Linked DNA regions of Homo sapiens: region 1 is linked to region 2. Evidence: read pairs that join two places in POLR2A ChIA-PET (ENCODE). Cell type or tissue: Caco-2. All regions are shown on one strand. Each heading gives the region's core, and the rest is flanking DNA. Links, peaks and the distances in the headings are about the cores only. Region 1 overlaps LOC105378271 (a long non-coding RNA gene). Region 2 overlaps HNRNPF (heterogeneous nuclear ribonucleoprotein F).

What was found. Peaks named below come from ENCODE experiments on the same cell type or tissue, not always from the same donor. Only the 100,000 strongest peaks of a DNase experiment are listed, where the experiment ranks them.
Region 1: POLR2A ChIA-PET joins it to region 2 with 6 read pairs; 13 of 35 experiments call an interaction of 5 or more read pairs at or near these places.

What each region holds. Positions count from the first base shown.
Region 1 is chr10:43,339,787-43,345,152 of GRCh38, forward strand. All of the region lies in intron 2 of LOC105378271 (a long non-coding RNA gene), which reads left to right. It overlaps LOC107984226 (a long non-coding RNA gene), which reads right to left. Exons shown (of 3, transcript XR_001747439.2): 2 at 4,910-5,031; 3 at 3,436-3,690. It also overlaps the pseudogene RNU6ATAC11P. Among named protein-coding and RNA genes, the nearest start is that of LINC02633, 19 kb to the left of the region's middle. RefSeq lists an enhancer at 1-447. In Caco-2, for the core only: no CTCF peak of the experiment used is centred there; no DNase peak of the experiment used is centred there.
Region 2 is chr10:43,394,675-43,400,040 of GRCh38, forward strand. It overlaps HNRNPF (heterogeneous nuclear ribonucleoprotein F), which reads right to left. Exons shown (of 4, transcript NM_001098204.2): 2 at 1,782-1,916; 3 at 1-14. Among named protein-coding and RNA genes, the nearest start is that of HNRNPF, 12 kb to the right of the region's middle. RefSeq lists enhancers at 663-1,550, 1,723-1,992, 3,327-4,212, 4,751-4,890 and a silencer at 2,113-2,572. In Caco-2, for the core only: no CTCF peak of the experiment used is centred there; DNase peaks (open chromatin) are centred at 1,557, 2,197, 2,717 and 4,807; H3K4me3 peaks cover 3,813 bases.

The DNA of each region.
Region 1 (5,366 bases), core at 139-5,138, 55 kb before region 2:
CAGGAAGAAAGCCAAGGGGAGGAGCCCCACGGAGAAATAAGACGGGAAATTCATTCAGGGTGGGGTAGGAGAGGGTCAGGGAGAGAGGGAGGACTCCTTTCTGCTTTGGGGTAGAAACGATTAGAGTGGTTTTGTTGTTGTTGTTGTTGTAGTTTTTTTGAGACAGAGTCTTGCTCTGTCGCTCAGGCTGGAGTGCAGTGGCATGATCTCGTCTCACTGCAACCTCCACCTCCCAGGTTCAAGTGATTCTCCTGCCTCAGCCTCCTGAGTAGCTGGGATTTACAGGCATCCACCACCATGCCCAGCTAATTTTTTGTTTTTTTAGTAGAGACAGGGTTTCACCATGTTGCCCAGCCTGGTCTCAAACTCCTGAGCTCAGGCAACCTGCCTGCCTCTGTCCCAAAAAGTACTAGGATTACAGGCGTAAGCCACCACGCCCAGCCTACGATTAGAGTTTTTTTAAGTGCTGGGGTAGGAGGCAGTAGACAGGAGCCCCGGCCATGGGAGAGGCTGGCCTGGGGCATTGTGTGGGGCAGTGAAAATGCTACGGGTAGAATTAGGCGGGAAGGAAGAGGAGTGTGGCAGAATTCCATTCTAAAACAGGATAGTTAGGGAAGGTTTCACAGGCAATATTAGAGGAAGATGTGAAGGTGCTGAGCTATCAAGGGTGGGAACCAGTGTTAACACTCTACAGGCAGGAGAGGTCTGGTGCTCTTGGTGCCTGGTGCTATGGCTGGAAAAGCAAGTGTAGCTGGAACAGAGTGGACAAGGGCGAGAGGAAGAGGAAGTGAAGGCAGAGAGGGGACAACAAACTTCACACAGGGTCGTGGGAAATACTGTGCAGACTCCGGGTTGGATTCTGAGGCAAGTTGGTGCCCTCAGAAGGTTTGCAGCTGAGGAGGGACACGGGTGGGGATGACTGAGCTGCTGTTGACTTGGCTGACAAGTGAATGAGGAGAGCAAGTGCGCATGCAGGGAGTCCGGCCAGGAGGCTACGGCAGGAACCAGTGGGAATGCAGGAAGCACGGACTGTGACTCATATTTCTGGAAGTACCTGCAGCCTTGACAAGAAGTATTTGCTTGTGGGTGGTGTGCTGGGTGTGAGAGATGAGGCGTTCGCAAGAATCCTGGCTAGGTGAATGGGATGACTGGTTTGAAGGAGATCAGTGGCTGTACGTTCAGCTCAAGGTGTCTAGGAGATGTCCAGGTGGAGATGTTGGGGGAACAAATGCATTAGAGCCTGGGGTTGAGGAGAAAGGCCCAGGATATGAGGAGCATTTGGGAACTGTGTGCCTTCAGGAAGAAGGGATGAGGTCACCAATGGCAGTGGATGTTTTAGAGAAAAGTTCCAACCCTGACAATCCCGGGGGGCATTTCAACATTAAAAGATTGGGACAGTGATGAGGAACTAGTGAGGAGACCAAGGGCTGGTCAGCGAGGTAAGAGAACCATGGGACAGAGGTGCTGGAGGCCAATAAAAAAATATTTCAGGCCAACGGCAGTGGCTCATGCCTGTAATTCCAGCACTTTGGGAGGCCAAGGTGGGCGAATCACTTGAGGTCAGGAGTTCCAGACCAGCCTGGCCAACATGGTGAAACCCTGTCTCTACTAAAAATACAAAAAATCAGCTGGGTGTGGTGGCACACGCCTATAATCCCAGCTACTCAGGAGGTTGAGGCAGGAGAATCACTTGAACCCGGGAGGCGGAGGTTGCAATGAGCCGAGATTACACCACTGCACCCCAGCCTGCATGACAGAGCAAGACTCCATCTCAAAAAACAAACAATTTCAGAAAGAAATGATCAACCATGATATGGTCGGGTGGAAAAGGCAGGTGGAGTTGGAGGGAAAGGAGGGAGAGTGACTTAGGGTGGGAGGAGAGAAAGTGGAAACAATGAAGGTGGACAACTCAGCGTGACTTTGCTGTTAAGGGGCACAAAGCACTGAGGTGGTCGTTGCAAATGGAAGTGGGGTCAAGAGAGGGTTTTAGGAGAGAACCGTGCTGTATGGAGGGAAAGAAGGTTGGCATTCCCCTTGACAGGGATGGAAGAGGCCCTCAGGCCTGACAACACACACAGGGTTAAGGTGCTCCCACCTACTTCTGGCGTCTAACCCTCATTTTTTAAATTTTTTTTTTTTTTTATATGAGGAGCATTTGGGAACCGTGTGCCTTCAGGAAGAAGGGATGAGGTCACCAATGGGAGTGGATGTTTTAGAGACAATTTCCAACCCTGACAATCCCAGTGCAGTGGCCCGATCTCAGCTCACTGCAACCTCCGCCTCCCAGGTTCAAGCGATTCTCCTGCCTCGGCCTCCTGAGTAGCTGGGATTGCAGGCGTCCGCCACCAAGTAGGGCTAATTTTTGTATTTTTAGTAGAGACAAGGTTTCACCATTTTGGCCAGGCCAATCTCGAACTCCTGACCTCAAGTGATCCGTCCGCCTTGGTCTCCCAAAGTGCTGGGATTACAGGCGTGAGCCATGGCGCCCAGCCTTTAAATCTTTTAAAAACTAAAAATTAAAAAAGAGAAAGAGAAAAAATCAGCATGTTTCCCCGCGGGGGGCACCGTCTCCGTACCCCCGGGAGACGCGCAGGAAGGACATCCTGGAGTGAGGAGACTGGGGAGACCTGAAGGAGTGGAGGGCAGGGAGGGAGGGAGGCTGCGCGGACGGTGGCGCGAGCAGCTCACCGCGTGGTGCACAGGACGCCGGGCTGGGCCGGAGCCAGAGGCAGGAAGGTGGGCAGAGGCTGCAGCGGGCGAGTAGGAGCGCTCCTGATGGCTGCTCTCAGGAGAAACCAAGGCCGAGTGTGCAGAGTCGGGCAGGAAAACGCCTTGAGAGAGTGGCTGACGCAAGCCAGCAGAGGGTGTCAGGGACAGCGTGTGCGGGCTGCCATGCGCTCGGGTGCTGCGCAGGGTGGAGTCCTGGGGCTTGGCCCATGGAGTGGTGTCGCGCCCAGGGTTAAGGGGGTGCAGGCGGTGAGAGCAACGGAGCCCAGGCTGGTCCGGCCCTGCCAGGCTAAGCTCGGGGGCTCCCCCCCTGTCCCCCCAGTGCCTGCTGCGCTGGGCCCAGGCCGCCCGTGCCCTGCCAGGCCCTCCGGCCCCCCACCCTCCACCCCAGGGCCTGCTCCTCACCCCAGGGTTCCATCTCCCTAGTTTCCACCAGAGACTGGGTACGTGGGGGCGCTGGCAAGGCGAAGGAGGAGGCCTGTTTATCGTCACCATGGAGACGGTGGCGGGGTGGGTCACCAGGCTTGGTGGGCCCGGGGCGAGGCCGGGGAGAGGCTGCTTTGCCCCCAGCCCTCCCTTCTCCTACCCCCACCCCTTGTCCTGGGCCCGCCAGGCCCGTGAGCCCGCTTCAGGAGGAGCGCATACCCGGCTCCGACCTGCAGAACCGCCAGGGGATAGAGTGCGGTCTGTGATAATTAACACAGAAAATTAACACATCTTATTCTAGTTTATTTCTGTGCTCATGTAAATAGTGAATGATTTAGAATCCTACCACAGTGTGACAGTGTCCGCTTTCACACCCTCGGCTGGTTCTGACGCACTCCCGGCGTAGGAAGTTCTGGTGGGTGCCAGATGGTTCTGAGTTAACCTTTTCCAGTTGGTGGCACTTTGTCCCCGATCTCATTTCACCCTCAGGACAGTGCTGTGGAGGGGTCGCTAAGAGTCCGAATCAGCAGGTGGGCACTGGTAATAATACCAGTAATAAGAACCAACACAGGACAGCAGGTCTGTCCAGCTCCACCCTCTGCTACTTTTTTTTTTTTTTTTTTTTTTTTGAGACACGGTCTGGCTCTGTCCCCGAGGCTGGAGTGCAGTAGTGGGATCTCAGTTCACTGCAACCTCCACCTCCCAGGCTCAAGCGATCCTTCCGCCTCAGCCTTCTAAGTAGCTGGGACCACAGGCAGGCACCGCTGTCTAACTAATTTTTGTATTCTTTCTAGAGATAGGGTTCCGAGATATTGCCCAGTCTTAAACCCCGGACTCAAGCAATGCGCCCCTCTCGGCCTCCAAAGTACTGGGATTACAGGCGTGAGCCACCAAATCCGGCCTATTATGTCATTTTTACAGTTGCCATTTTCCCCCAAATGTATAGAAAACAATGTGCCTCATATTTCACAAATGTTGGTATCTTCCCAGCACCGTGAGCAGGGCACTGTTCACAGTGGGTCAGGCTGAGTTGGTCCCCGCAGCACTGATTCTGTTGACCCTAATGGCAGCAAGCAGAGGGCAGTTTATTGGTGTCTGGCCCTCTGTGTCCCTAATAGAAGCCCCTGCAAGCTGCACCCTTCCATTCCAAGGCTCTGGGCCTCTGGAGGTGGAGTTCTCTCAGCTGGCCCCGGGAGACAGCGCAGTGGCCAGAGCTCTGGCTCATCAGGTCAGGGAAAGAAAATCACCCTCAGAATCTCTCATCTCTGGCCAGCGTTCTTCCTGGTGACTGAGTCACAACTGTCCTGTTGTCCATGGGTGTGGTCATGGCATAGTGCCTATGGGTGGTTTTTCCTCTGGAGTCTCCCCAGGACTCTTGTGACCCAGAAGTGCACATCACACGCGTGCTGTGCACAGGCCCCTCGTCCTCAGTGGCACCCTGAGATCAGGCAATGGGCAGGCGTTTATAAATGTGCAGCTGCTCCAACCCGGCACCAGAATGGCTGTGGTGTGTGTGAGGCACTGCTCCTTCCAAGAGCTTTCAGATTTGGGGTGAGGTGTACAGAGGAAGCAGCCACCTGTCACAGAAGACAGAGTAGTAAAGTTAAGAGAAAAGTGTGTCCAGGCACAGTGGCTCATGCCTATAATCCCAGCACTTTGGGAGGCTAAGGCAGGAAAATCACCTGAAGCCAGGAATTCAAGACCAGCCTGGGCACCATAGTGAGACCCTGTCACTGCAAAAAAAAATTTTTTTTACCTTAGCCAGGCATGGTGGTGCATGCCTATTGTGCAGCAACTGGGCAGGCTGAAGCAGAAGGATCTCTTGAGCCCAGGAGTTTTAGGCTCCAGTGAGCTGTGATCACACCACTGCACTCCAGCCTGGGTGACAGAACAAAGACCCTGTCTCAAAAAAAATTACAGAAAGGTATAGACAAACAGCTGAGGAGTGTGAGATCCCAGCAGTCAGGAGGCTTTCCTGAGAAGGGAAAATTGGCCCTGGGCTCTGGAGAAGACATGGAACTTCTGATGTGGGATGGTGAAGGGTATGGGCACTGCCAAAATCCCCCCTGGACTCCCCCAGCATCCCCTCTGTCCCTGCCTCCTCGCTCCTCCTGCTTTGAAGCTGAGCTGGCATTTGCTTCTCTGTCTCATCACTCTCTTTTCTTTATTCAAGAAAAGCTGGCCGGGCACGGTGGCTCATGCCTGTAATCCCA
Region 2 (5,366 bases), core at 110-5,109:
GGTAATGAAATGTCCTAAAAAAAAAACAGAGCGATATTGGCTGTGTGGTCTCAGATCCTAGGCACTGGCTCTGGGATCAGAACTCCAGGTAAGGACAGAAACAGCTGGGAAGCCCTTTATATAGCCCGTGGGTTTAAATTAAATCTCACACCCCATCCACCTAACAGCATTTTGGAAGTATTATCTTTTCACAGGGCAATACAGAGCACAACAAAAGGGAAACGCCTTATTGATCTTGATGAGATTTACTCTTGATGAGATTCTCCTGCCTCAGTACCTGGTATTACAGGCGTGCACCACCCCACCCAGCGAATTTTTGTATTTTTAGTAGAAATGGGATTTCAATATGTTGGCCAGGCTGGTCCCAAACTCCTGACCTCAGGTGATCCGCCCGCCTCTGCCCAATTCTAAGTTTGTACACTGAGGACCCTAAGTGCTGGGAGGAAATTTAAATATCGGGGGCAGGGCACTTGGGAGGGAGATGGGTGGGGGAGAAGTGACAACCACAGGGGACTTGACCTTAAGACCCCTCTTTCACTGGGATAGCATGGGCAAGGAGCAAGGGTGCTTGCTAGAAATTGTTCAGTCTGATTTATAGGAACCCCTCTGTAAGCAGTGTGGAGACACATCCAAAAGACACTTTCAGTTTTATTGGGTAACTTCTTTGAAATATGCTTCACTAGAACATACATCATAATCACTAGATCACCAACATCCCAGTAAAAACGCTGCCCCAAAGGACTAGGACACGGGCTGAGGGCTATGGAATTCTGAGAACTAAGCTGCTTGAGTTTTGGAAATGTGGAATTAGTAAAACCAGCTAATTATGCTGAACCTGTTGTCTTAACATGAAGATAATCAAATCTGCCTTGTCTTGCAAACTTCCAGTGATTATTACTTAAGACACTATTGGGGGGGTGTACAAATGGAAAGCATTACATTTATTAGGAAACCTATTCAGGGGTGAAACAGTTTCAAGTACTCTGGAATCAGGTTTTCAAAAGGCTTCAACAATCCGACTTGTTCAAGGATCTAAAGGGTGGAACCCAGTCATCTTAATGATCTGATCCACTTATGCCCTTGTTTATCCCTGCGTGATCCACAGACCAACACCCTGAGGCGTCTCTGGGGACATGCACAAGCTGGCAACCAGACCCACGTACACCCATTTACCCCAATGGACCAGCCGCTGTAAGCCTGTAGACCACGGCCACTGCGCACCGCCAACGCACGCAGAGGAAGAGTCTGGTCTCCCCGTCCGCAGCGCCAAGAAAGCGCTGGGGGCGGGGAGGGCTGCTCAGCTCCCCCAGGTGACTGGACCCGGAGGTTTTCAGATCGAGCTTGCACGGGGGCCACCTAGATAATTAAAACACCAACCCTAAAACAGATCTGGGTGGGGGCTAAGAATCTGCATTTCCAAAAAGCGCTCCCGAACGAGCTCTTCGCAGTGATACAGGTTGGACGGGATTAACGCTTGCCTTCAGGCAGAGCCAATCAAGATAAATAGGGCGCGCCGGAGTCCTACCAGTTCGGCTATCTGCAGAGTAAACAGGGCCGTTCAAGCACCACCCACCTCGTTTTCTTTTGTTCAGGACAGGACTCGAGGAAGGATCCTGGCCTCCCCTCCTAGACACACTCCCGTGCCCCCGGGAAACCGGGCAGCACTCTCGCCAGGAGGCTGGGAGCGCGTCTGGCCGCGCCGCCCCCATTACTCACTTAGTTCCACTCTCAAACCAAAGTCCACCCGGCCGGGCCCGCGGACTTTCATGCTCTAGACTTACCACGGAGGCGAGCAGGACTGGTTTCTGTTGCTACCAGGCAAGCGCGGCTGGCAGCCAAGAGCCCCGAAATTCCACCGAAGCTCAACCACGCAGAGGGCTCCGGGGAAACTCCAGGTGCATGTTTTTGTTCTCAACCTGCAACAGAAATCCAAGTGGTGGTGGGGTCCCTTCCGCAAGGTGGGAGGCCCGGGCGCGCGGTAAACGTGTTTTGGCGGGAAGCAGCGCCGAGGCCCCGAGACAAGGTGACGGCGACGTTCCCGCGGCCTGCTCACGGCACTCCAGCAGCCTCGGACCGCCCGGCCCGGCAGGAAGGTCGGCCCCAGGGCCTGCGCGGGCTCGGGCGGGAGCTTCCGGGCGGGGGGCGGAGCGAGCGGCGCAGCGGGGAGAGTGGGGGCAGGGACGGGAGGGTTCCCGGAGGGAAGGGCGCCTCGCGGGAGGGGGAGGGGAGGGGAGGGGAGGGGAGGGGGCCCCTGGCGGGCTTCCGGGGCCCTGAGGGCGAGAGCGAGGGCGACGGCAAGGTGGGGTGGGGGCTGCTCCCCGGCCCGCCAAGCTAGCGCTGCCTAGGCGGGAGCTCGGGGACCCGCGGGCCGAGCGCGGCTGAAGGGAGGGAAGGGAAGAGGCGCTCGTAGGTCTGCGTCCGTCTCCGAGCGACCGGGGCGGCGGAAAGGGACCTGGGGGGGGCGGCCGGGACTGGAGTGGCGGGGCCGGGGCGCCCGCGCGGCGGCTCACCACGCCAGGGACTGGCCCGTCGGCCCCGAGGAGGCGCGGGGTCCGGAGTCCGGGAAGCGGAGGCCTCGTGATCCAAGACCGGCAGCCGGACGTGGGTCACGGGGTGCAGAGGAGGAAGTGCCATTGCCGGGCCCGCCAAGATGTCACCAATGGGAAACGCGTGCCTGCAGGTGCGGCCCCGTGGCCCGCGCGCTGGGCCCAGGCAGGAAGTGGGGGAAGGAGAGAGTCAGGGCGGCGGGAAGACATTTCTCCGAGTTCTCCCGAAGGGAGCCAGGCGCGAGCGCGACCTGGGGAAAGTCCAGAGTGCCAGCCACGGGGAAGGGCGGGCAGTGCAGAGTGGAAGAGAAGCCAGCAAGTTAGACACAGCCCCTCTCTGGGAGGCCGCCTCTAAAATGGAACTAGCGGACGTACCTTGGTTTGTACATTTGACCATGGACACACGTAAAGATTTTGAAAAAAAATCTTTGAAAAAAAATTTTTTTAACGCAATTCCTAAACTTTTAACTAACGCAATTTTGTGGACCTCTGAATCTTAATTCAAATGAACTGGAGAACAACTATAAAGCAATTTCGATAATATGATCAGTGACATTTTATATTGCAGAATTGTAAATTTTGTTGTCATTATACTGTAATTTTATTTCTTTAAAAGACCCTTTTTAGAGCCACAAATATTTGCAGATGATACCTGATTTCTTGAATGTTTCAGATTACGTGGAAAGTGGAAATATACATGAAACAAGATGTGCTATGAACTAGTAATTTTTATTAAAGCTCCTGATGTATACATAGAGTTTCATTACACTTGTTTCTACTTTTGTGTATGTTTGACTGTTTTGTTTGTTTGGTTGGTTTTTTTTGAGACACAGTTTTCACTCTGTCACCCAGGCTGGAGTGCAGTGGCATGATCTTGGCTCACTGCAACCTCTGCCTCCTGGGTTAAGGCGATTCTCCTGCCTCAGCCTCCCGAGTAGCTGGGACTATAGGCCCATGCCACTATACCCAGCTAGTTTTTGTTTTTAGTAGAGATGTGGTTTCACCGTGTTGGCTAGGCTGGTCTCGATATCTTGACCTCGTGATCCCCCTGCCTCGGCCTCCCAAAGTACTGGGATTATAGGTGCGAGCCCCATGCCCGGCCTGTTTGGAGTTTGTTGTTGTTGTTTTTTTTTTTTTTTGAGAGACAGTCTTGCTCTGTTGCCCGGGCTGGAGTGCAATGGCACGATCTCGGCTCACTGCAACCTCCCCTCCCAGGTTCAAGCGATTCTCCTGGCCTCAACCTCCTGAGTAGCTGGGATTATAGGCGTGCGCTACCACACCCTGGCTAATTTTTGTATTTTTAGTAGAGACAGGGTTTCACCATGTTGGTCAGGCTGGTCTCAACTCCTGACCTTGTGATCCACCCACTTCAGCCTCTCAAAGTGCTGGGATTACAGGTGTGAGCCACCGCGCCCGGCCTGTTTTACGTTTTTAACAGAATTATTATTATTTTGAGACAGGGTCTGGCTCAGCTGCCCAGGCTGGAATGCAGTGGCACGATCATGGCAATGCAGCCTCAACCTCCCAGGCTCAAGCAAGCCTCCAACCTCAGCCTCCTGAGTAGCTGGGACCACTGGCATGCAACCACACCCGGCTAATACAACTGTTTGTAAAACTGAGAGAAAGCAAGTCTTTAGAATGCACTTACTAAATAACACGAATTACAGGGAACAGTAACATACTGCATATAGTGATGTAGACTGTGGGAAACTACAAGGACAAATGAGCCAGTCCTACCTCAGAATAGTTCCAGCCAGATAAAAGAACCCACAGAATTATGGTTATGTTATAAAATAAAGCAATTAAGTTTTAGAAATCCATCTTGAAATATTTGTGATGGCTTGGATTTGTTTGAAGTTGTCCACAAAGTAGTAGGTGGGGAGATGGAGAATAACTGTCCATGATTAGTAACTGTTGAATCTGTGTGACAGGCACATTAGCCTCAACCTCCTGGGCTCAAATGATCCTCCCACCTTTAGCCTCCCCAACGTAGCTGGGACCACAGGTGCATGCCACCAAGCCGGGCTAATTTTTTTTTTAATTTTTTAGTAGAGGCAAGGTCTCTCTATGATGCCCAGACTGGTCTGTAACTCCTGGGCTCAACTGATCCACCTTGGCCTCCCAAAGTGCTAGGATTATAGGTATAAGCCACTGTGCCTGGCCCAAGGCAAGTTTTAATTATTGATCAGTCACCATAGGGTTCCTGCCTGTGAGGGAACAATGTGTGCAGAAGACTTGAGCCAGGGGTTGTATTGTGCAACTGCAGCTAGGTCTGAGATCAATGGTAGGAGATGACATAGCCTTAAAGGCCTGGTTTGGTGTTCAAAGGCCAGTGGGAAGGCATTTAATGGAATGTGGTGTGAAAGGAGTTTTGCTTTTTAACACAACAGTCTAGATGCTATCTGGAAAATGAATGGTGGGAAGAGATACATGGAGACAAGATGGGAAGGAATGAAACAAGTCTAGGAAGACTGGTGGGAGAAGAATGTGAAAGAATGTGTAATGTAGAGAAAAATGACTGAGTCTGGAGACTGACTGACTCACCAAGAAATACTACGCACCTAAAAGATACAGGAACTGTAGTGGTAAAGAGACACAGTTCCTGCCTTGGTGGGTCCAGTAACAGTGGAGTAGGAAATCAAGAAATGTACAAATATATGATGACAAATTTTAGAATGAACGAAAAACAGAAAATAGGCATTAGCTCAGATTGGGGTTCTGAGGAAGTGACATTTAAACAGACAGGAGCATGGGTGAGTGGGAACACTGAGTGATGAATTTCATGTAGAAAGAAGGGAAATTCTTTTTTCCTTGATAAAT